2 separate regions of the Homo sapiens genome follow, and region 2 is linked to region 1. A link is a loop called in an ENCODE intact Hi-C map of the cell type or tissue named here. Cell type or tissue: GM12878. All regions are shown on one strand. Links, peaks and the distances in the headings refer to the core of each region. The heading gives the core; the rest is flanking DNA.

Evidence for each region. Hi-C counts contacts between places; a loop is a spot of excess contacts. Peaks named below come from ENCODE experiments on the same cell type or tissue, not always from the same donor. Only the 100,000 strongest peaks of a DNase experiment are listed, where the experiment ranks them.
Region 2: a loop joins it to region 1, with 3 times the contacts of the local background. A loop is called at or near these places in 2 of 110 quality-filtered maps.

The regions. Positions count from the first base shown.
Region 1 is chr22:39,894,384-39,906,945 of GRCh38, reverse strand. GRAP2 (GRB2 related adaptor protein 2) reads right to left here and starts at 5,862. Exons shown (of 8, transcript NM_004810.4): 1 at 5,616-5,862. In GM12878, for the core only: no CTCF peak of the experiment used is centred there; a DNase peak (open chromatin) is centred at 7,715; H3K4me3 peaks cover 994 bases; H3K27ac peaks cover 1,668 bases.
Region 2 is chr22:39,818,437-39,830,998 of GRCh38, reverse strand. ENTHD1 (ENTH domain containing 1) reads left to right here. Exons shown (of 7, transcript NM_152512.4): 5 at 9,886-10,006. Among named protein-coding and RNA genes, the nearest start is that of ENTHD1, 69 kb to the left of the region's middle. In GM12878, for the core only: no CTCF peak of the experiment used is centred there; a DNase peak (open chromatin) is centred at 5,128; H3K27ac peaks cover 842 bases.

The DNA of each region.
Region 1 (12,562 bases), core at 6,635-9,134:
TACAAGTCAGCCAGGCTTTCCACCCCACTTTGTACTTCCCTTGTAATATTTCCTAGTTATTTAGAAAGAGTTTCTTTAAAATCATATTTAACAAGAGAACTATCTACTTATTATTTACTGAGTTCCTACTGAGTTCTCAGCAGTTTGTTTCTAATATTTTCCCATAAAGCACTAGACAAAAAACACAAATCATGAACCATTTGTAGGCCGACACATTAAGCCCGTGGTTCTAGAAGGCTGGGGGGTGTGGAGAAAAACAAACGAAGAAGTATTATTCATGACCAATTGATCAATTAGGCTGCTTTTCATTAAAAAACATAAAAAGGCAGAACCAATTTGGCAATGACTGTGTTGGAAATGCAAAAAGAACCATTATTAATGCTGGATTTTTTTTTTCTTATTTATTTTTAGTTCTCTTTAGAAAATTACACTTGAGAGCTTTCTGTAATGGCCACTGAAGGAGTGGATAAGATTCAACTCAGCAGTCGAACCCTTTTGTAATGCTAATGAAGGAGCATGGACCAACACCTAGTTTATACAGCTTTTTCTCAATACAGTTTCAGAAGCCACAGGCTGACTTATGGAATATCTGAGTGTATGAGATAACCAACCAGGGAATTTACCTACTAACAACAGTCATCCATCGTCTCTTAAGGAAATCCACCATGGCCTTTTATAAATCTGACAATGGCTTATACTCTTGCGTTTTATGGTAAAATCTTATATAGTACAGAAATGTGAAAAATGAGAGGAAATTTCTCCCTCCTGATTATATCAAAATATCATCTTCCACCCCGAGGCTCTGAGGTCCCAGGTCTCATAACTCCCCGCTTGTATTGTTCCTTTCAGGGATTTTTTCCCCCCATTACTTCATAGTTCTCCTACTCTTTTCTGTTCCAAGTATTTTATGTTCAAGGTTTCTTGTACAGAGCCTTAAGCTATGTAAATGTAATAAGAGTACTTATCTGGGCTTAGTGGAATGCTGTTCTTATTCAGATGAATTAAACCTTAAATGTGTTTGGGTGGCAACCTCCCGGATTTTCAATAACTTCAAGTCTGAGTGTGTGTGAGGGCTACTTCCACTCAGCTCCACTTGTATCACTCCTCACTGCATGTGCCCATCATCAGAGAGAGTGCTCAGGAACCAGACAGCCTGGGTTCAAATCCTGGCTCCACCAGGTACTAGTTAAGTGACCTTGTGCAACGTACTAGACCTCTCCGTACCTCAGTTTCCTCATTGTGAAAAAAGGGTATTATTAGCACTTTCTTCATTGCACCATTAGAAGAAGTAGACGAGTTAGTACCTACAAAGTATTAGAACAATGCTTGGCAAATAACAATAATAACAGGCACTGTTTTAGGAACCTTAAATGTATAAATCGTTTACTCTTCAGAACAATCCCACGAGATAGGCACCATTAGTAATCCCATTTTATAGCTTAAGAAACTGAAGCACAAAAAGAATAACTCGTCCCAGTTCATTCGCTTAGTAAGTGAAAGACTGGGCTCACACCGAGGCTGTCTTGGCTCCACAGCAAGCACTCAATAAACATTACCTACTATTATTATTATTACCTGAACTTATGCACTCAATAAATATTTCCAGCCACTATTGCTGCTGATAATGATGAATTTGCATGTCGAGTCCATCTTCAAAGCGTATTAAAAATATATATGAACTCCAATGAAATAATCAATTTAGGCAAAGATTATTACCTAAAGTCACCGGGTGAGAGTTTGTTGGGAAATAGGATATTGCCACCATGCCAAAGTGTTTATGAGATACACTTTGAGATACCCCCTGAGAGTACTCGCTAATTGCAAAGGGTGAAAAAGTGCCTGTACAACAAGAGATCCTCTGAGCAAGATCACTACCTCAAGCCCTGATCAAACTTGGCATCATGCACAGTGGAACAACCTGGCATTCTGTACCTCCTGATAAGATGCAATATGGAGCACCCAGTGGCACCTTGCAAAAAACGTTCAATCAAAATCAAATCATGCTTTTAGTCCTAACTTGGAGCTTATGAGAAATAAAGTGGGTAGAGGAACAAATTAACCATGAGGCAACAACGAATTCAGAAAGTGGGACCTGGTACAAGAGAACTGGCGTAATCTTTAAAAACATCCAATGTTGAAGAAAGAAGCATGAGACCCAACTGCAAAATATGTTCTTATTTTTAAAAATTAGATTCTTTTTTTAAAAAATGGTATAGAAGACATTTGGGGGACAAATGGGGAAGGTTAAATCTGCACTAGCTATCAGATGATATTAAGGACTTACTGTTTATCCTCTTAGGCCTAATGATGGAATTGTGGTTAGATAGAGGAATGCCTTTATTCTTAGATGAGTACTGAATTATTTAGGAGTGAAGTATTATTTTATCTGCAACTTACAAGTAATTCAGAAAGAAATAGGTATAGATGGAGCAAATACGGCAAAGAGTTAGCAATTGTTGAACCTAGGTAGTGAGTACTAATATTTCAACTTTTCTTTATGTTTTATGTTCAGTTATTTTCTCACTATCTTTTCTTTTCTTTTCTTTTTTCCTCTTTTTGAGACAGGATCTTGCTCTGTCGACCAGGCTGGAGTGCAGTGGCACGATCTCAGCTCGCTGAAACATCTGCCTCCCGGGTTCAAGCAATTCTCGTGCCTCAGTCTCCCAAGTAGCTGGGATTACAGGCGCCTGCCATCATGCCCGGCTAATTTTTGTATTTTGGTAGAGACAGGGTTTCAACATGTTGGCCAGGCTTGTCTCCAACTCCTGACCTCAGATGATCTGCCTGCTTTGGCCGCCCAAGTGCTGGGATTACAGGTGTGAGCCACTGTGCCCGGCTGTTCTTCACTATCTCCTTAAGGTATGTCTTAACATTTTCTTTGGAGAGTATATAAGACTTTTATCATCATGCACTTCGTGATAGTTTCTTTTAATTCTCTAAAATTTTTGTTTATAAATACATATTTAAAAAGAAAACAATCTTTAAAAATTATTTACTGAATTCCTACTGACTCAAGTTTATTGAAACTTAATGTTAACACTGTTGAAGAGGACTTGGTGCCTAGTGCCAGGCCTGGCATATAGTAATTGATCGATAAATGTTTGTAAAATGCTTATTTGTTAAACAGGACCATGCTTTCTTAAGAATTTTTAAGAGAAAAGAAAGGGCAGGCCAGGTGTAGTGGTTCACACCTGTAATCCCAACACTTTGGGAGGCTGAGGCAGGCGAATCGCTTGAGTTCAGGAGTTCAAGACCAGCCTGGGAAACATGGCAAAACCCTGTCTCTACTAAAAATACAATATTAGCCAGGTGTGGTGGTGTGTACCTGTAGTCTCAGCTACTTGAGAGGCTGAGGTGGGAGGATCACTAAACCCAGGGTAGTTGAGGCTGCAGTGAGCTGTGATTGTGCCACTGTACTCCAGCCTGAGTGACAGAGTGAGACCCTGTCTCAAAAAAAAAAAAAAAAAAAAGACTCATGAGGCTGTGTTATTATCATTATTATTATTTATTTTTGGAGATCTGCCCACCTCGGCCTCCCAAAGTGCTAGGATTATAAGCATGAGCCACCGCGCCCAGCCAAGGCTGTGCTATTTCTTTACAGACCAAGGTATGCTGGGCAAATACCTCAAATGGACAAAATGGGGACCTAGCGACCCTATTGTTTGATTCAAACAACTTATAAAGATTCTTTAACAAGTTTTGAGTTTGTTTGATAGGGGCACAAAAATGAATCATCTGCCCCCAGGATTATCCAGCAGCAACTGTTACTTATTTAAGAAATCGTGATGGAATCACACTTACTGACACATTTTCGAACAATTGCAGACTTTTCTTGACCCAGGAAAAAAGGGCAAGTTCTACTCAAGCTTAGGCATGAACCCTGTCAGTCATCAACACCAGTGGGTGTTATTATCTGGGAATCAATAAATATGTTGGAACTAGGATCATTTTCAGCTCTTCTAGGAAGCAATAGTTCTAAAAGAGATGGCTTCAGGAAATAAGTGAGAGACATTTTGTATAAGAAGTGGGAAGAAAATGATCAAGAGTCAAAGAAACAACTAATCATGATATCGCCTTGCATTTTTATAGAGCCTTTTTCCTAAGGCACTTCATATCTATGTTAACTCATTTATTCTTACAACATCCCTACGAGGTAGACAGAACAATTGAAAGGGATTTTCACCAGGGCCTAAGATGTGGGAGATATTCAAAAGGATATTGTATTAGCAACAGAGATATTTCTTCATATTGAATAGATTGATCATCTCCTTCTCCTCTGCTTCAGTAAAGTCATTTTTAAAAAGATAAAATCTATTACAATTTGGGGAGAATAAGATTTCAGTTTACCACATGGGAGACACTCCAAGTTCAATCTAAAAAAGCAGTTTTATTCAATAATATAGGGCCACCTCTCTTTTACAAAAAAACAAAAAAGGGTATGAGTCAGATTTTTTTCGTATTTGAAAATTAAATATACTTAGGTGGTCCTCTATTTACACAGTGTTCCTTATTTAATAGCAGATGGTTTTGTAAAGAGAATCACTATAAAATTATTCTATAAAGTTTTACATAAAATACTGGATTGTTAAAGGAGAGTAACTTCTGCTAAATACTCTTTCCGAAACCAAAAATAAGAAACAAAAAGGAGCCACTAAAGAACTAAACCGTTTATGACAAACATTGCTGCATAGAACAAAAGATTCTGCGACCTGAAGTTTCCCATCCTCAGATAACATAACGAGAACACACGAAATTTTTCCCATTGGATGTTTAGATCTAAAACACTTCCCACTCCTAGTTTATCTAGGGATGTGTATGTTCAATAGTGTGCAAATTATGCTGCATACACTTTATTAAGAAGGCCTAATTCCAGGTAGATAAATACGGTAAATTTTTTTTGACAGTATACCTGTCAGGGCAATACAGTACATTTTAAATTAGTGAAACCTTTGGTTGGTATGTTCAATCCTCACGTTCAGGAAGAGTTGGGACAAAGAACACAAAGCAGCTATCTTCAGACTGGACGCCTAAACCAGAGACAGTCATAGGGATGGAGCCTAACGGCTAGTACGAAGAGAGACAATACCCTTCCAAAATACACTTCAACATAAAGTTTTCTTTTCGTAAAGGAATGAAAACTGGTGTCCTTTGTACAGGTAACAAAAATGCGAACAGAACTAGAAATTCAAGCAAAGAGAGAAATCCTGACCTCAGAGTGCTAGTGTTCATTCATCACTGCTCAGCCCTCTACCACCCCCTCCAATCCCTTCCAATTTGGATTAAATTCTGACCATGGTGAAGTGGAATTTTACCTCCATGATCCCAAGGTCGAAAATCTTTCCCTGAGATGCTTCTGAAGCCAGTTTGTGGAGATTTTTGTGTTATGGACTGGGTAAGGAACAAGTGTTCTCCCAGTTCATTTGATAGAAGTCAAATCCCATCACCACAAACATTGTCACAGCAAAAGGTTTAGAGACCTTAGCTGATGGGACTTAAAAGCAATATTTAGAGAACTAGTGAGATTCATTTTAATTAACTCATACAGAACATTCTGCAAATTATAAAACTGTTCAAAGTTTCTAGAGTATATGTACAGATGTTGTATAATGACATACCTTTTGGAAGAGAAGGGGTTGAGTTTATGTCTTGGCTTTGACACCGAGTTATTAGAATCCTTTCTGGCAAGAAGGGAGACAAATTCAAGCATCAGAGTTACTGCATTTCAGAGTATGGATCCACTTTGTGCTGTCTTCCATGTACCACTCTGAAAGAGGGTGCAAGTTTACAGATCCATTAACTGTGCCTCCTCCTCCCCACCTCTTACTCCCTCCTCCAAACTAACCCTAGTCAGCCCTGCAGTCTGTAGGCAAACCACACAGGAACTAGCACATATGGGGCTTCGGAGAGTTGGGCGTGAGCCTTAGATTATGTGGTTTTGTTTTCTTGCTGCCAGAGTTGAACTAAAATGCAGGAGGTTCACTGAAACACTTTTGCTTCTTTATGCTTGGTTTCAGTTTTAACAATATCCCCCCTGAACACTTGTGTTCACATAAGAAAATTTATAGTTCTTGATATGGTCCATCAGCAAGCTGATCTTAAGGAAAACTCTTATTCTCTTAGTATAATCATGCATCCAGAGGAACATTAGGGCTTCTTGGGGGAACTTATTTAAGAGCACCCTCGATCACTCACAATGTTAAAATCCCAGGAAAGATGCTTTGTTCATACACTCAGCCTCTAATATTACTCTTGACAAAAAAAGAAGAAACATTCTGAGCTGGGATGCATTCTCACCCCAGGTTTGCCACAGTCCAGCATGAGGTGGAACCAGTTCCTTCAATTTCTGGGACTTCAATTTCTGTTGAGTCTTAGACTGAAGGCTTTCTGGGATTTAAGACTTTCCATTGACCTTGAGTTTTGTTACCTTCAACTTCCTTAGTTCTTACCTTTAAATGTACCACTCACCCTTCCCCCTATATCAACTGCAACTTGTGAAGGCCTCTTCCTTTCTCTTTGCTCTTGCTAGAAAATGGATTGCCAACGTTGCATCTTTTACAGAAAATTAGAGACATTGCTACTTGCTAAGTGGCACCATTCAGAGTTTGGGGACTGGATCCAAGATGAGGAGGGAAATGTTGGCTCACTGGGATGTTCCTAGCATTAATCCCTGGAATACCAAGAGGAGAGTGTCAAGGAGAGATTCAATTTGGGGTTCTAAAATTTAAACTTTTTCTGCAATGTGAAACGGCATCCTTTTCCATCTCTTTGCTTCTTTATATCTAAACCTTGCTTAAAATTTACTTTCTTAAAACCTTTTCCTTGGTTATAATTGCCCAACATTTTTATTGAAATAGAAAAGAAGAATCAGCAAAGTGTCAAGGTGACAGAAAATGCTCAGTAAATATTTGTCGAATGAGTTAAAGGAAGTAATTTTCTATCCATAACTCCTTTTTTTTTTTGAGACGGAGTTTCACTCTTCTTGCCCAGGCTGGAGTGCAATGGCATGATCTTGGCTCACTGCAACCTCCGTCTCCCGAGTACAAGTGATTCTCTTGCTTCAGCCTCCCAAGTAGCTGGGATTACAGGTACCTGCCACCATGCCTGGCTAATTTTTTTTGTATTTTTAGTAGAGATGGGGTTTCACCATGTCGGCCAGGCTGGTCTTGAACTCCTGAACTCAGATGATCCGCCCGCCTCAACCTCCCAAAGTGCTGGGATTACAGGCATGAGCCACCGCACCCGGCCCTGTAGCTCCTTAATAACAGGCTTTCTTTTTATTAATGCAACTTTGTCAAATTTTCTTAAATCCTGGTTATATCTGAAAAGGATCTCTGCTATTTCCACATTATAAAGATAAAATTTAAAAATAACAACATCTTGCTACTTTAAAAATAATAACGTCTCAACCTTGACCTCAGAATTATTCAGCCTTCTAAGGACCTTCTTGGATCATTACACTGAACAGCTCTATTGCCAAGTTTTTAAATGCTGAAATCCTCTGGCTACAGTCCTTATTCTTTGATAGCTCCCAAGTCGATGGTTTTGAAATGGTTAAAGGAGTCCCTAAAATTCTATGGTTGGGGAGTGGGAGCGAAGGGAAAATGTTGAATGGTGTTACATGGAAAGTATCATGGTGTTTTCAGCTTGTACCCTAATGAGGAAGCTAATTTTGCACCAGGCACTACTCCCCAGGGAGCAGAATATAATCCTTCCCCTTACAAGCATGGGACAGATTGCAGAACAGAAAAATCTCAAAGGCAAGTTATTTTGGTAGTAAGTACTGATTGACAGACATGTTATGTAGAGCATAGTGGGAGGGAAGCAAGGCCACTTGAGTGGTTTATTTCATAACAGCTCTGTAACTGAACGAGTGCAAAGGCAGATCCTAAGAATAAAGACCCTAATGTGAGAATGCCAGCATTTCAGTACTCACTATCATGAGATACTCAGAAAAATAGCAGCAAGATGAGGAGGATACAGTAACATGTGAAATATGGACTTAGCCACAGTGGAGAAGTTTCTTTTTTAAACCATACTTTGTTTAAAATTTTTTTAATCAATTCCTTTTGAGGGGTCATTTGTTTATATCTGAACTTCTGTTTTGTTTTGTTTTTTGTTTTATTTTGTTTTTTGGAGACTGAGTCTCGCTCGGTTGCCCAGGCTAGAGTACAGTGACGCAATCTTGGCTCACTGCAACCTCCACCTCCTAAGTTCAAATGATTCTCCTGCCTCAGCCTCCCGAGTAGCTGGGATTGCAGGCACCTGCCACCACACCCAGCTAATTTGTATATTTTTAGGACAGCTGAGGTTTCGCCATGTTGGTCAGGCTGGTCTCGAACTCCTGACCTCAGGTGATCTGCCCACCTTGGCCCCCCAAAGTGCTGGGATTACAGGCATGAGCCACTGCGCCTGGCCAATATCTGAACTTCTTGCCATAATTATGCTCAATTTAACTTTATGGTAAAATATGTACTTCTTATTTAATAGTGTGCATTCAGACATTCTCGTTTCATTTATTCAATAAATAAAGTTTGAACACCTACTCTGTGTTAGTCCTGTTCTAGGTGCTGGAAAACTATCAGTGAACAAAACATAATCTCTGCCCTCCTGGATCTTACATTCTGGTAAAGGGAGAAACAGAAGGTACATCAGATGGTCCTACTGTTAGGGAGAAAAATAAAATGATGCAAGAGCCACAGGGAGTGTGGCTGAGATGGGGGTTGCGATTTTACGTTGGGAAATCAAAGGACATTTGAGCAAAGTCTAGAACAAAGTGAAGAAGCCAGTACTTCCTGGATGGACATCTGGGGAAATAGCTTTTGCAGGTATAGGGACTAGCAAGTGCAAAGACTTCAGGTGGAGACATGTTTAACACTGTGAGTGAGGTGGAGAGGAGTTGGGATGGAGATCAGAGAGAGAGCAGAACATGTAGGGCCTTGTTGCCATGGCGAGGCCTTTGGATTTTACTCTGAGTGAGATGGAAGCCAATGGAAGATTTTGAACTGGGGAGTAGTATGATCTGACTTGGGTTTTAAGTTTTAAAAGGGTAGCTCTGGCTGTTGTGCTGAAATTAGATAGCAAGGGAGCAAGAACAGAAGAAGAGAGACCAGTTAGGAGCCTACTGTTGGCCAGGCATGGTTGGCTCATGCCTGTAATCCCAGCACTTTGGGAGACTGAGGCGGATGGATCACCTGAGGTCGGGAGTTTGAGACCATCCTGATCAACATGGAGAAACCCAATTTCTACTAAAAATACAAAATTAGCCAGGCATGGTGGCGCATGCCTGTAATCCCAGCTACTAGGGAGGCTGAGGCAGAAGAATCGCTTGAACCCGGGAGGCGGAGGTTGCAGTGAGCCGAGATTGCGCCATTGCACTCCAGCCTGGGCAATAAGAGCAAAACTCCATCTCAAAAAAAAAAAAAAAAAAAAAGAGGCTACTTTCATAGTCCAGACCAGAGATGGTTGTGGCTTAAAACAGGATGATGTGAGTGGTGGGAAGTGGTTGGATTTTGAATATACAGGGTGATCATAAAGTCTAGAAACATAGATAATGTTATTGTATCTTGTATTAGAATGTAGCATCAATAAATCATTTATTATCTAGACTGGGTAGCCACCTTGTATTTCAAAGGTAAGCTCATGGATATCATGAGAGCTATAAGAGACAAACACAGGAGTTAAGGTGACTCCCAGGTTCATGGCCTGAGAACCTAGAAGCAAGGATGTGTCATTTACTGAGACAGGAGAGACCGTGGGAGAGAAGGTTTGGAAGGCAAGACCAGGAGTAGAGGTCAAGGTAGTTAGATACACGAGTTTGGAGGTCAGGAGAAGCTGAAGAGAAAACCTTGAGAGTTGTCAGAATCGAAGAGTATTTACCGCTTTGCAAGTGGATAACACTACCTGTGGAGTGAATATAGATAGAGAAGACAAGAGGTTAGAGAATGGGCTCCTTCAAAGTTGAGAGGTCATAGAATTGAGAACGGATGAGTCAAGGAGATGAGAAGGAGAAATGGTGTCCGGGAAGTCAGGTGAAGCAAACTGTGTTCACTTTTATAGAACCTCAAGTTCAAAAAATTAAAGGAGAAAACCAACCAAGCTACCATAGAGCAATATTTGTATTTAGTGGATGTTACGGTATTGCAACTAAATTGTGCCCCCAAATGGAGGAAAGCAGATAAGAAGGACCCCTTACATATTGTCACTTGAACAGGGTTAATTCCACTAAGCTGGTAACACTTGACACTTTTGCCAAGCCTAACCAACTCCCTCACTGTTTATTGGGACTTCAGTCTTTAATCTTACCCTGTCTCCTACTTCCCATCTGCCTCCTCAATCACCTTCTATATGCTGACTACTCTGAAGTCTATGAACCTAGCCCCAAACCCTCTTCTTTCAGTTATCTCTATTCAACTGTCCCCTGAACATCTCCCACCTGTTGCTCAGATTCAAAATGTCCGAAGCAGAATTCCCCAGCTTTCCTGCCAAACTGACCCCTCGGATCATGTTCATCTTGGTGAACAGCAACAGTCATTTACTTGGTCACCCCAAAAAGAAACTTAGTCCCTGTAGACTCCTCCTTCTCTCTCATTGCCACATATATTCAGAGCCCGATCCCATAACTGCTACACTTTAACATTACATGTAAAAGTATATGTGTGAGGAGAGTGAACAGAGTGGAGATTCACACTATGCCCATGACCTCTGCCTTAGTTATGGCCTTCATCACTTATTGCCTGAACTATCAGAACATTCTGTTCTTCTTCCAGTTCCTCTGCTTCCAATCTACTCTTTGAGCACACACAGAGATTTTAAAAGGAGAAAATGAATGAATTTAAAAATAAAAAATTGGAATCTCTGACCTTCTCCAAACATAACAAGTCCACTTGTGACTGAGTTGCTGATAGAGCTTAAAATCAAGGACCAAAGATTGGTCCTTGGAGTAGGGGAAAGAGCTAGACACAGGAGATTTGGGTTCAAGTTTCAGGTAAACTGCTTCCTAGTTAAATATCTCTGGGCAATTACTGTAATCTATTTGTTTCTCCAAACTCAGTTTAAGCTCACCTCCTCCAGGAAGCCTTCCCTGACTATGCAAATATAGACAAGTCCCCCTTTCACTCCCGTAACATTGTTTGCCTTTATTATAGCAACTACTTACAATTGCTGATTTATTCCTGTTTCCTCTATTAGAGTATTAAACTACAACTTCCTTCTAGTCTCATAGCTCAGCATAGTGCTTGGCAAATAGCAGGTGCTCAATAATGTAGAATGTATGCATATTCCACAAACTCAGCTTTCTCACCTGTACAATGGGATAATAACGCCTACTTCTCAGCATTCCTTTGAGATTTACATAAGCTATACATATAAAAAAACTTCATAAACTATACCTCAATGTATAAAATACTTGTAGTTTGTCCCCCACTATTTTATAAAGTCAAAATACCTCAACATAGCATTCAAGGCCCTGAACAATGTTTTCCAGGTCACCTTTTCGATTTCCCTCTGGCTCCCACCCCATTACTCTATATTATAGCCAGTCAAATAATATTCCAAACTCACCAACTTCTTTCATACCTCCTATCATTTTATATTGGATTCACCTATCTACATGTCAGTATCAATAATGTGGGCTATTATTATTATAATTATGACTGAAGTAGTAGGAGATAGAAACAAATGTTGCTTTTGTCTACTAAGTGTTTTGTTATCCTCTGTCTTTTCCCCTCATCCTAGTCAATATTCCATTAAAACACAGGTTCGATTACATTTTTCAATGCCTACTGGATAAAATCACCTTGTAGTATGGATAAGGTTCTTCATGATCCAACTTCCCTCTGTTATTTAACCTTCCTCTGCTGCTCCACTAATAGCCTTTGTGACAGTTGTAGTAACTACAGTACATGTAGTTTTTCCAAGATAATAGGCTGGCTCAGCTTTCATGCCTTTACACATGATGTGTCCTTTGCCTCTTACGTCCTCCTCTACTTTGTCTATCCAGTGAACTCCCTGTCATCCTTTAAGATTCAATTCAGATGTAAACTCTTCTGTGAAACCTGCCCTTAAATACTCAGTGGCAGAATTAGATGATCTCTTCTCTCTTACTATGCCATACATATCTTGTTACAATCTTCTCTGACGGTGCCTGTCACCTCCACTAGCCTGTAAACGTATCCAGCAGAGGGCTGCTTTTTATCTCCGAGTCCTTACTGTCTGGCACAAAGTGGGTGCTCACGGAAAATCAGTTGAATACATCAACAATTACCCGTCAGTGGCACCTGAAGCCATCAGTCACTGGAGCTACCCCATCATTGTCCATCACACACACTGCTCTTCATAGACTACTATTACATTCTCAGTCCTTTGAGGTGGCAATCACGTGCTGGTGGTATTTCTAGTCAGTTGAAATGACAGTAGTAACACACTTTTAAAAATGTATTCATGTGCCATGCTGGTGCGCTGCACCCACTAACTCGTCATCTAGCATTAGGTATATCTCCCAATGCTATCCCTCCCCCCTCCCCCCACCCCACAACAGTCCCCAGAGTGTGATGTTCCCCTTCCT
Region 2 (12,562 bases), core at 3,834-6,333, 73 kb after region 1:
TTCAGCCTCTCCTTACCATTATTTGTTTCTGTTCCATGAAGATGTTAATCTTGGTTTTGAGCATGACTGTATCTTTTTAATTTTCACATTTGCATTTTCTCTCTCATTGCTCTATATTTGGAGAAGGGAGACATCCCCAAAGTATGAACATACAGAACCATCTTGGCTAGAAATCCGTTTCACTCATGACTGTGAAATTATCTCATTAATTCGTTTTTCTGTTTGTTGTCTGTTTCTCCCACTAGAAGGAAATCTTCTTGAGTAGAGACCTGTTTAGTCTTTATTCATTGCTGAATCTTCAATTGACAAATTTTTGTCAACTGAAGAAATGAATGAATAATAGACAGTAAATGAACGTTAGCTTCTCTTTTTTTCCTGTGAAAGATGCTTGTTTAGTCTTGTGCTCAGAGTGCTTTTCTTAGTGTTCCCTGCTGGAATTCCTATAAGGAAGGTTGGAATTATTATTATTATTTTTTACTTTCTGTTCCTGATGCCTTTCCCCAACCCAATTAGGTATCGGATTCAATTGTTTTTCTAACAGCTTAGAAAGGTACATAAAATTAAAATTTCGCTGTTCTTTAATTTCGTAATAGCTCACTGACTGAAAAGACAGATTATTTTAGGGGCCGGGCACAGTGGCTCGCACCTGTAATTCCAGCATTTTGGGAGGCCGAGGTGGACGGATCACTTGAGGTCAGGAGTTCAAGACCAGCCTGGCCAACATGGTGAAACCCCATCTCTACTAAAAATACGAAAATTACCGGGCGTGGTGGTGTGTACCTGTAATCCCAGCTACTTGGGAGGCTGAGGCAGGAGAATTGTTTGAACCTGGGAGGCAGAGGTTGCAGTGAGCTAAGATTACACCACTGCACTCCAGCCTGGGTGACAGAGTGAGACTCCATCTCAGGTGTGTGTTTGTGTGTACACACATAGATTGTTTTAAAAGATAAGACAACAGGGCATAGTGATGTGTGTCTGTAGTTCCAGCTACTTGGGAGCCTAAGGCAGGAGGATCACTTGAGCCCAAGGAGTTTGTAACTGTAGATAGTATGCTATGATTACACCTGTGAATAGCCACTGCATTCCAACCTAGGCAACGTAGTGAGACCCCCATCTGTAAAATAAATAAATAAATAAAATTTAAAGATAAGACATTAAGTCAAAAATTATTTTATTTATTTATTTATTTATTTATTTATTTATTTATTGAGACAGAGTCTCTCTATGCCACCCAGGCTGAAGTGCACTGGCATGATCTCGGCTCACTTCAGCCTCTGCCTCCCATGTTCAAGTGATTGTCCTGCCTCAGCCCTCCAAGTAGCTGGTACTATAGGCGCCTGCCACCATGCCCGGCTAATTTTTGTATTTTTAGTAGAGACAGGGTTTCACCAGGCTGATCTTGGCCAGGCTGATCTTGAACCCCTGACCTCAGGCAATCCACCCGCCTTGGCCTACCAAAGTGCTGAGATAACAGGCGTGAGCTACCGTGCCCAGCCAAAATGATTTTAAAATTTGAGATCAGCCTATTTTCTGCTGATGGCTTTTGAGGTAGAAAATAGACTTGAATAATCCTATGTGCTTTGGAATGAAAGAAATAGTCACCTATTTTTTTTTTTTTTGTATCTGTCTTTAAATCCTGATTACTATTGTTTTTTTCTTACTTCAGAGAAACTCAGTGTTATTGATCTACATTACATCTTATTTCAGTGAGAAAAAATGTTGCATTTCTCTCAAAAGAAGTTTAGAAGTTGGATTTTCCTTTTTCAAAGCATCACTGTATTATAACAATATCCCATTATCCTCTTGACAAGCATCTTTTCTTATTACTATTAGGAGCATTTGTTACATTCCAATATGTCCTCTTCAGTAGTCTGCTCTTGTAGCAGAAGACAAAACCTAGTAAGTTGAACAGTAAATCTAATTGTTGTTGTCAAATGTACTACATCTACAGAATGAGAAATAAATGATTGCTTAGGCAGAATGAGGGGCGCTTAAAATATCTCTTAAAAATGTAAGTAGAAACCTCTTTAACTATTCTCATTTTATAAATGAAAGAAAAATTATCTTAAATGCAGTAAACAAAATTCATAACAGAATAGAGCTTTTAAAAGCAGAACAGGGCTTGCCTAAATGTTACTTTTGAAACTAAGGAAAGACTTTAAATTTATGACTGACATGATCTGTTTTCTCTATATATACTGCCCAGGATTTTTATTATTAGATTTGCTAATGAATAAGGCTATTTGCAGCTTTTCATCACCTCAAAAGACCTTACTCTTTTCCTGTTTGAGGAGATTCAACAATGAGGTTGTGATGTTTTTGGTCTCAGTTGTTTCCATAGAAACAGATAGAGATACTATGAATTGGTTCACACAAAATTAAAGCTGACCGAAACCTTCAGTCTAGTTGTGATTTACTAAATTGATAGTGATACACGATAAATATTTGTTTCCTACTGCCTTCATTTGTTATTTTGCTAAATGAAGAGTATACATTTTTATCTTTTGGTTTATTGGGATGCCATTTATTATATTTCCTAAAATTTGATCTCACCAAAGTTGTTAGAGAAATGGAAATTCTACTTATTCTAATTATGTTAATTCATTTTTCTTGTATCTTTTTGCTACATCATTGTTTTATGCTTAAAAGGTTTTTTTTATTTTCATGCTTGTACTCTTGTTACTTCTTTTTAAATTAGAAAGCACTTATTGAAAAGTGTTCAGACAACATCACAGGGTAAAGAGTACAGAGCAGGGTGGCTCCTTACTCCTCCATGCTTCTCAAGTTCCTTTCCCCAGAGGCAACTCCAGCAGTTTCCAGTGATTTTGGGGGGAAATTTTTGTGTCTACACATTTCTTTTACCTGACTGGTCTCATTCAATATGTATTGCTCTGCAACACACTTTGAACTGAACAATATATCATGGACATCTTTCTGTATAATAAATGTAATCATTCAATGTATATTTCAAGATATGCTTTTTTAGTAAACTACATCTTATAGACATTTTTCTATATCAGTACATATTGCTGTGCTGTATTCTTTATCTATATACGTATACACATACATATATATATATAATCTTAGCCATTTCCTATTGGTAATCACTTGGCTCTTTCATGTTTTTGCCTGTTAAAGCAAAGTTGCAATAATAATCCTTGTACATATATTTTTATTATGCTGTCTCAGAAGGGGAATTGCCAAAAGGTTATGCTTATTTTTAATTTTGAAAAATGCTGCCAAATTATCCTCCTAAAAGTTGTACCAGTTTATTGGTACACAGTACTGGTATACAGTTTATATAGTCTATCATCTTGATTCCCCTCATCTTTGCAAATACTGTTATCAAAAGTTTTCATTTTTGTCAATCTGAGAGGAAGAAAATTTTTATTTTAATTTTTTACTGTAACTTTTTATGTGTTTATTGGGCATGTTTGTTTCTTTTTACTGTTAACTCTATTCATGTCCTTTGCTTATTTTCCTTTTTGGTTTCTCATCTTTGTCTTAGCAATTCCTAAGAGCAATTTGTGTATTAGAGAATTAGCCCACTTCCTGGTTCTTTATCTATTTTCCATTTGATTTAAAATTTTTATTTATGACTTTTTTTGCTTTATAGAAATCTTTATAAAATGTTTATAAAATCTTTATTAAATGTTTAAAAAATCTTTACAAAATGTTACCCTGGGCTGACCATACTGGTTCATGCCTGTAATCCCAGCTCTTTGAGAGGCTGAGGCGGGTGGATCACGAGGTCAGAAGATCGAGACCATCCTGGCTAATACGGTGAAACCCCGTCTCTATTAAAAATACAAAAAATTAGCCAGGCGTGGTGGCAGGCGCCTGTAGTCCCAGCTACTTGGGAGGCTGAGGCAGGAGAATGGCGTGAACCTGGGAGCCAGAGCTTGCAGTGAGCCGAGATCGCGCCACTGCACTCCAGCCTGGGTGACAGAGAGAGACTCTGTCTCAAAAAAAAAAAAAAAAAAATTAGTTGGGCATGGTGGCATGCGCTTATAGTCCCAGCCGCCAGGGAGGCTGAAGTGGCAGGACAGCTTGAGCCAAGATTATACCACTGCATTCCAGTCTGGGCAACAGAGCACGACTCTCCCTCAAAATTTAAAAAAAGTCACTCTGATCTTTTTTTTTTTTTTTAACAGACTATTTTTTAGAGCCATCTTAGGTTCACAGCAAAATTGAGTGGAAGCTACGGAGATTTCTCCTTATGTCCTCTACCCCTCCTACAAGTATACCCTTCCCACCCCTACCAACATCCTACATCAGAGTGTCAAATTTTTACAATCAATCAATCTACATTAACATATTGTAATCACCCAAAGTCCAGTTTACATTAAGGTTCACTCAATATTAGCAATATGTGAAATACAGCTAAAGCGGTGGTGAGCGGGAACTTTTCAGCACTTACATTTATAATGTAAACATTTTTTTAAACGCTTACAGTAGAAAAGAGGAAAGGTTTGAAATCAATAATCTAAGTTCTTTCCTCAGGAAACTCAGAAAAGTGAAATAAATGCACAAGGAATAGAAGAAAGGAAATCATAAAGAACAAATTAATGAAATTGAAAACAGGAAAACAACAGAGAAAAAGGAATGATACAAAAAGCCAGTTCTTTGAAAAAAAAGATAAATAAGTAAAAATAATTAAAAAATTTAAAAAACAATAAAAGTTGATAAACCTCTAACAAGACTGGCAAAGACAAAGAGAGAAGACACAAATCACCAGTATCAGGATGAGACAAGAGATAACCACTACAATTGCTTCAGCTCTAAAAGGATAGTAAGGGATTACTATCAACAACTTTATACTTACGGGCCAGGCATGCTCATAATCCCAGCACTTTGGGAGGCCGAGGCAGGCGGATCACTTGAGGCCAGGAGTTTGAGACCAGCCTGGCCAACATGGTGAAACCATGTGTCTATAAAAAATGCAAAATACAAAAATTAGCCAGGCGTGGTGGTGTGCGCCTATAGTCCCAGCTACTCAAGAGGCTGAGGCATGAGAATCACTCGAACCTGGGAGGCAGAGCTTGCAGTGGGCCCAAGTCATGCCACTGCACTCCAGCCTGGGCTACAGAGTGAGTGAGACTCTGTCTCAAAAACAAAACCAAGAACATCTATTTGGTTTGTTTGGTTAGTGGGAGGGAGGAATGAATAAAGCACAGAGGATTTTTAGGGTAGTGAAACTACTATGTCTGATATAAACCAAACAAACCAAATAGATAATCAAAATAGGCAGGCAGAGTGAGACTCTCTCAAAAAGAAAACAAAAAAAAAAACCACAAAAACTTTATAACTTTGACAAATCAAAAGAAATAGAATACTTTCTCAGAAAATGTAAACTACCCAAACTCAATAGTTCTACAATCATTTTAAAAATGAGAGTCTTGATTGCACCACTGTACTCCAGCCTGGGTGACAGAGTGAGACCCTGTCTCAAAAAATAAAAAAATAAAGAAGAATTAACAGCAGTTTTACACAATGTCTTCCAGAAAATGGAACAGGAGGGAAGACTTCCCAATTCATTTTATGAGGCAAGTATTACCCTGATCCCAAGTTTAAACAAAGAAGGTACAGAAAAAGAAAACTACAGACTAATATCTCTCATGAAACTAGATGCAAAAATTCTCAACAAAATATTAGCCAGTTGAATCCAGCAATATATAAAAGCATACAGAAATCAACTGAATGTCTACATACTAACAATGAACATGTGGAAACTTAAATTAAGACAATACCATTTGAAATACTTAGGTATAAATTTAAATACTTAGGCATTAAAATACTGAAGTATAAATTAAAATACTTATGTATAAATCCAAATTGAAATACTTAGGTATAAATTTAACAAAACATGTACAGAGTCCATATGTTGAGAATTATAAAATACTGATGAAGGAAATTAAAGAGGACCCAAATAGAGACCTATCATGTTACATGGATTGGAAGACTCAACATAGTAAAGGTCATAGTACAGATGACCCTAATTATTCTATAGGTTTAATGTAATTCCTATTAAAATCCCAGAAAGGTTTTCTATAGGGGTAGATAATAACCTTGTTCTAAAATTGATATGGAAAGGCACAGGCCCTAGAATAGCTAAAACAATTTTGAAAAGGAAGAACAAAATGGGAGTAATCCTTCTGCCTGATATTAATGCCTGTGTATAGCTACAGTAATCAAGAGAGTGCGGTATTGGTGGAGAGACAAACACTTGGATCGGTGGAACAGAATAGAGAACCCAGAAATAGACACACACAAACATGGCCAACTGATTTTTGACAAAGGTGCAAAGGAAATTCAATGTAGGAGGATTAGCCTTTTCAAAAAATAGTGCTACAGCATTGGACATTCAGACAACCATGAATCTCAACCTAAACCTTGTATAGAAATTCACTCCAAGTTAATCACAGACTTAAATGTAAACTATAAAACTTTTAGAAAATACAGGAGAAAAATCTTTGAGATTTAGAACTGGGGCCGGGTGCGGTGGCTCACCCCTGTAATCCCCGCACTTTGGGAGGCTGAGACGGGCGGATCACTAGGTCAGGAGTTTGAGACCAGCCTGGCCAACACGGTAAAACCCCGTCTCTACTAAAGATACAAAAAATTACCTGGTCGTGGTGGCATGCGCCTGTAATCCCAGCTACTTGGGAGGCTGAGGCAGGAAAATCGTTTGAACCCTGGAGGCGGAGGTTGCAGTGAGCCGAGATCGTGCCGTTGCACTCCAGCCTGGGTGACAAGGCGAGACTCTGTCTCAAAAAAAAAAAAAAAAAAAAAAAAAAGAACTGGACAAAAGCATGATCCCTAAAAGGAAAAATATGATACATTAAACCTCATCAAAACTGAAAATGTTTGCTCTGCAAAAGACCCTGTTAAGAGGATGGAAAGATAATTTACAGACTGGGAAAAAATATTTGTAAACCCCGTATCTGGCAAAGGACTAATATCTGGAGCATTTAAAGAACTGTTAAAACTCACCAGTTTAAAACCAAACAGTCCAATTAGAAAATGGGCACATGTTATGAACAGTCATTTTAACAAATACAGATGGTAAGTAAGCGCACGAAAAGTTGTTCAACGTTATTAGCCTTCAGGAAAATGTAACTTAAACATGCAATGAATATTAAAATGGCTAAAATTAAAAAATAGTGACAACACTAAATGCTAGTGAGAATATGGAGAAATTAAAACACGAATATATTACTGGTAGGAATGCAAAATGGTACAGCTACTCTGGAAAACAGTTTGGTAGTTTTTAATAAATCTAAACGTGGCTACTATATGAACAGCAATTGCTCTCCTAGGAATTTATACCAGAGATATGAACATCTAGGCTGGTACAGTGGCACATGCCTGTAATCCTAGCACTTTGGAATGCCAAGTTTGGGTGGATCGTTTGAGCTCAGCAGTTTGAGACCAGCCTGGGCAACATGGCTAAACATCATTTCTAAAAAAAAAAAATTAAAAAAAATTTAGTCGGGCATGGTGATGCGTACCTGTAGTCCCAGCTACTTGGGAGGCTGAAGTGGGAGGATCACTTGAGCCTGGGAAGTTGAGGCTGCTGTGAGCCAAGATGGCGCCACTGCACTCCAGCCTGGGCGACAGACTGAGACTCTGTCTCAAAAAGAAAAAGAAAATGTATATCATACAAAAACCTGTACACAAATGTTCACAGCAGCTTTATTTGTAATAGCCAAAATCTAGAAACAATCCAGAGGTCCTTTAACAGGTTAAACTATGTTACATCTATATCAAGGGTACTACTCGCAATGAAAAGGAAGAAACTTGAAATGAAATAATTTGGATGAATCTCTAGGAATTATGCAAGGCTAAAAAAGCCAGTCCCAAAAGGTTACATACTGTATGATTCCATTTATATAGCATTCTTCAAATGTCACAACTATAGAAATGAAGGAGAGATTAGGAACAGATTAGTTCTGTTGAGGGAGTGTATGTCTATGAAAGGGCATCAGAAAGGATTCTTGTGATTGTGATAGAAATGTTCTGTATCTTGACTATTTCAATGTCAATATCCTGAGTATGATATTGTACTATAATTTTGCAAGATGTTACCTTTGGAGGAAACACAGTAAAGGTTACATAGGCTCTATTATTTCTTACATGTGGATCTAAAATGAGCTCAAAGTTGAGTTTTTAAAAGGGGCAAATCACTTTGGAAAATGGTTTGGCAGTTTCTAATGAAGTTGAAAATAGACCTGTCCTATAAGCTAGAAATGCTATACTACTACTATGTAGTATCCAGGAATAATGAATGCATTTGTCCACAAAAAGATTTATACAAGAATGTTCATAGTAGCTTTATTCATAATAGATGAACTTTGGAAATAATCCGTATGCAGGAGAATGGATAAACAATTGTGATACATTCACATCTGTTTTTTGTGCAATCTCTCCCTCCTTTCTTATAGGTAGGAAAGGAGGGAGGAACTACACAGTAAAACATGGATGAATCTCATGTACATTATGTTGAGCAATAGGAACCAGACACAAAAGTATACATAGTGTATGATTACATTCATATGAAACTCAAGAACAGACAAAATTCAATAATGGTGATATGATAGAATAGTGGTCATGATGCAGGCTGGTGGGATGGTATCAGCTGGAAAGGAGCTTGAGGAAACTTTCTGGGTGCAGGAAATGTGGTTACTATATAATTGAATACTCATATGATAAAAGTTATCGAGCTCTACATGTAAGGTCTGTGTATTTTACTGTATGTTAATTACAATGGAGAAAAATTATCCCTAGTTCACAGAAAAAAAAAAAGACATACCAGCTAAACCCACTCTATAGACTTGATTTGGATCCTTTTCAAACAAGCTGTAGAAAAACCTGTTTATGACATTTAGGAGAAGTTGGAAATATGAACAGTTTATGGTAATTGATGACATTAGGAGCTATGAAGTTTATCAGTTTGATGCAGTTATTATCAGTTAGAGATTGCTGTCGTCTGAATACTTGTTTTCCTCCCAAATTCTTAGTTGAAATCCTAACACCCAAAGTGATGGTATTAGGAGGCGGGATCTTCGGGAGGTGACTAGGTCATAAGGGCATAGCCCTCATGAATATGATTAGTGCCCTTATAAAAGAAGCCAAGAGAACTCCTTGGTCACCTTCTGCCATGAGAGGTTATAGTGAAGAAATGACTGTCTAGGAGGTGGGGCCTTGCCAGACATCAGATCTGCCAGCACCTTGACTTGCTAACCTCCCAAACTGTAAGGAATAAATTTCTGTTGTTTATAAGCCACTCAGTTGATGGTATTTTGTTATAGTGACCGGAATGGACTAAGGCAGAGATACATAATGAAATAAGGGATTATTCTAGGATTTGCTTCAAAGTGAAACAGGTTGTCACAGATCACAAATGAGGCATGGTAGGGATATAAATGAAACAAGATTAGCCATCAGTTGATTATTGTTTAACCTGCATGATTGGATTGATTATCTTTTGTGTCTACTTTTTACTTGGTGATAAAAAGTTAAAAGTTTTAAATATGAATAAAAGATATATACAGGTGACTTTATGATTGCCAGTGAGACAAGATAATTGGCCTCTGAGATAGTATGCTGTAAGGATGCTGAAGGGTGGTAGGTAAAGGTAGTGCCCTAAGCAAAATCCTTGCTATCTACCGACGGTGTCTTCAGCAAGGTCTGGGGATTCCCGAGGGCACAAAACCTCCCTACACCCAGTAGACAGCCAAGTGATAGATGTATGTTTGAGTTAATTAAATTAGAATGTGTTTATGATGATGTTAGCACATTTAGATACTTTGTAGCTCAATAAATTGTCCATCCAGGGATATTAATTTTTTTCTTCAATTCTCATGTTCTTGTGTTTTCTGTCAGGACCTGATGACATTTTTGGATGATGATCCAGAGCTGCCTTTACTAGCAACACCTCCTTCCATTGTCTCTCCAATCACTTGCTTGTCAGAAGCAGAAGAAGTTTGTAATCTTTCGGGTGCAGGTAAATTGGTTAAGGAATAGGAAGTTTACTTATCAGATTTTATTTTGTGAAGTACAGCAACCGTTGGCTTCTATTTAACTTTGTTAATGAGGGACAGAACTAGCATGGATAAATTCAACCCACAACATGGTCCTATAATCTTGTTTTACCATTTGTTTCAGTGTTTTCTCTCTTCCTGTTTTACTTTTTCCTTTTTCATTGTTTGTTTCAAAAATTGACTACAAGCTTTAACTCTTTTACAAGTAGTTTTAATAGCAGAAAATTAATTTTAGTTCCTGTTTTTTTTCATAAAGAATTTAAATTATGAACTCTTTCAAAAGCAGGCATCAAGTGAAAATGTGAAGAGCTAAGATGCACAGTAGCCACAAATTGGTTAATCATCTCTTGAGTAATTAACATTAGAGAAAGGCACAGTATAAAATTATACAAAACTAGCCTCCAATAAATTACACGATTGAGTTCCAACTGGGCTCTGCGACTACTCTGGATCCTTGAGGATCTGACTGACTCACTGTTGAGTCACTGCATCCTGTCTCTATTCTCCATGAACTCTCAATTTTCAATGCATTCTTCCTCTTGATTTTCTCAGAAAGTAGAATGGAAGATCTTCTGCCACCATGAGAACGAAACGTTCTCATTAGTATCTTTCATCACCTTATAAATCTTTGCTTTTATATTCATACAGGCATCTTTTCCCTTACCACAGAGGTGGCTTTTTATGTTTTGAGTTATATCTTCCCACTCTTCTTGGACCATGCATCTCACATTTTCTCCTTATATAGATCTATAATATCCAGTGTATAAGTGCTATAGTTTATTAGTATGGGTTTATTTTCTTGTTCAAGTTCATATTTATAGAGTTTTCTTACAAAGCCAGTTGTGAGAATGATGAGGATATTTTAATAAACACAAAAACAAGAAATTGGGGGTTATAGTGATGTTTGTATAAGGATGGCATTAGTCACATGGATAATTAGTTATAAGTGGTTATAATTTTTAGAAAGCTTGCTTTGTATTCTTAAACAGATTTAGATCCAGAAGCTTGAAAGAAGAGCATTAAGGAAAATGTTTTGTATTCTGCACCCCCTGACAGTTTTTTCTCCTAAAATTTTAAAAATAGACTTTGTTTTAGAGCAGTTTTAGGTTCACAGCAAATTTGAGCAGAAAGTAAAGAGTTCCCACGTACCCCTGTTCCACACCAGAGTGGTACATTTGTTACAATCAATGAACTTCCATTGCCATATAATCATCTGAAGTCCATGGTTTATATTGGGCTTCCCTTTTGGTGTTATATATTCTGTGGGTTTGGACAAATGTATAATGATGTGTATCCACCATTATAGTATCAGACATAGTAGTTTCACTACCCTAAAAATCCTCTGTGCTCTATTCATCCCTCCCTCCCACTAACCCCTAACAACCAGTGATCTTTTTACTGTCTCCATAGTTTTTCCTTTTCCAGAACATCATATAGTTGGAATCAGATGGTATGTATGATTTTTAGATTTTTTTTTTTTACTTGGTAATTAACACTCTGGGTTCCTCCATATCTTTTCACGGCTTGATAGCTCTTTTCTGTCTTTTTTTTTTCTTTGTTTCTTTTCTTTTTTTGTTTTTGTTTTTGTTTTGAGACAGAGTCTCGCTCTGTCACCCAGGTTGGAGTACAGTGGCGCGATCTCGGCTCACCGCACCTTCCACCTCCCGGGTTCAAGCGATTCTCCTGCCTCAGTCTCCCAAGTAGCTGGGACTACAGGCACCCGCCACCATGCCTGGCTAATTTTTGTATTTTTAGTAGAGTCGGGGTTTCACCGTGTTAGCCAGGATGGTCTTGATCTCCTGACCTTGTGATCCACCCACCTCAGCCTCCCAAAGTGCGGGGATCACAGGCATGAGCCACCATGCCTAGCCGATAGCTCTTTTCTTTTTAGTGCTGAATAGAATGTACCACAGTTTATTTATCCATTCGCCTACTGTAATGCTGAATAGAATGTACCACAGTTTATTTATCCATTCACCTACTGAAGGATATCTTGGTTGCAGTTTTGGCAGTTATGAATAAGCTGCTTTAAACATCTGTGGCAGGTTTTTGTGTGGAGAAAAGTTTTCCCTCCTAACATTTTAATACAAGTGAAATTGAGTATAAATGAGCATAAGAAGCAATCCTAAGGAGGAAAAAAGTAAAAAATGTAGCCGGAGGGGGGATCCCACCATTTTACTTGGCTTGGACCCATCTTAATCAGAGGGGCTTTTTCTATTTTTAAGTCATTCATTTCTGCAATCTTTCCTTTACAGTAGTCTCAGAGATATCTTGCTAAAATGCAGATCTTAGCATTTCACTTCCCAGCTTAAAAGCTTTCAACAGTTCTCCACTGGCAATAGGATAAGTCTAATTTTTAAAATAGTACCAGACAAGTACTTTTCATAGTCTGGTCCCAGCCAGACTATGGGCTTCATCACCTAAAACTGCCAGTACTCACAATGCCCTGTGACATTCCATTGCTTGTGTACTTTCTTCTCTTTAGAATGTCTTTGTTCCAGTTACTTTGACTGTGTAAC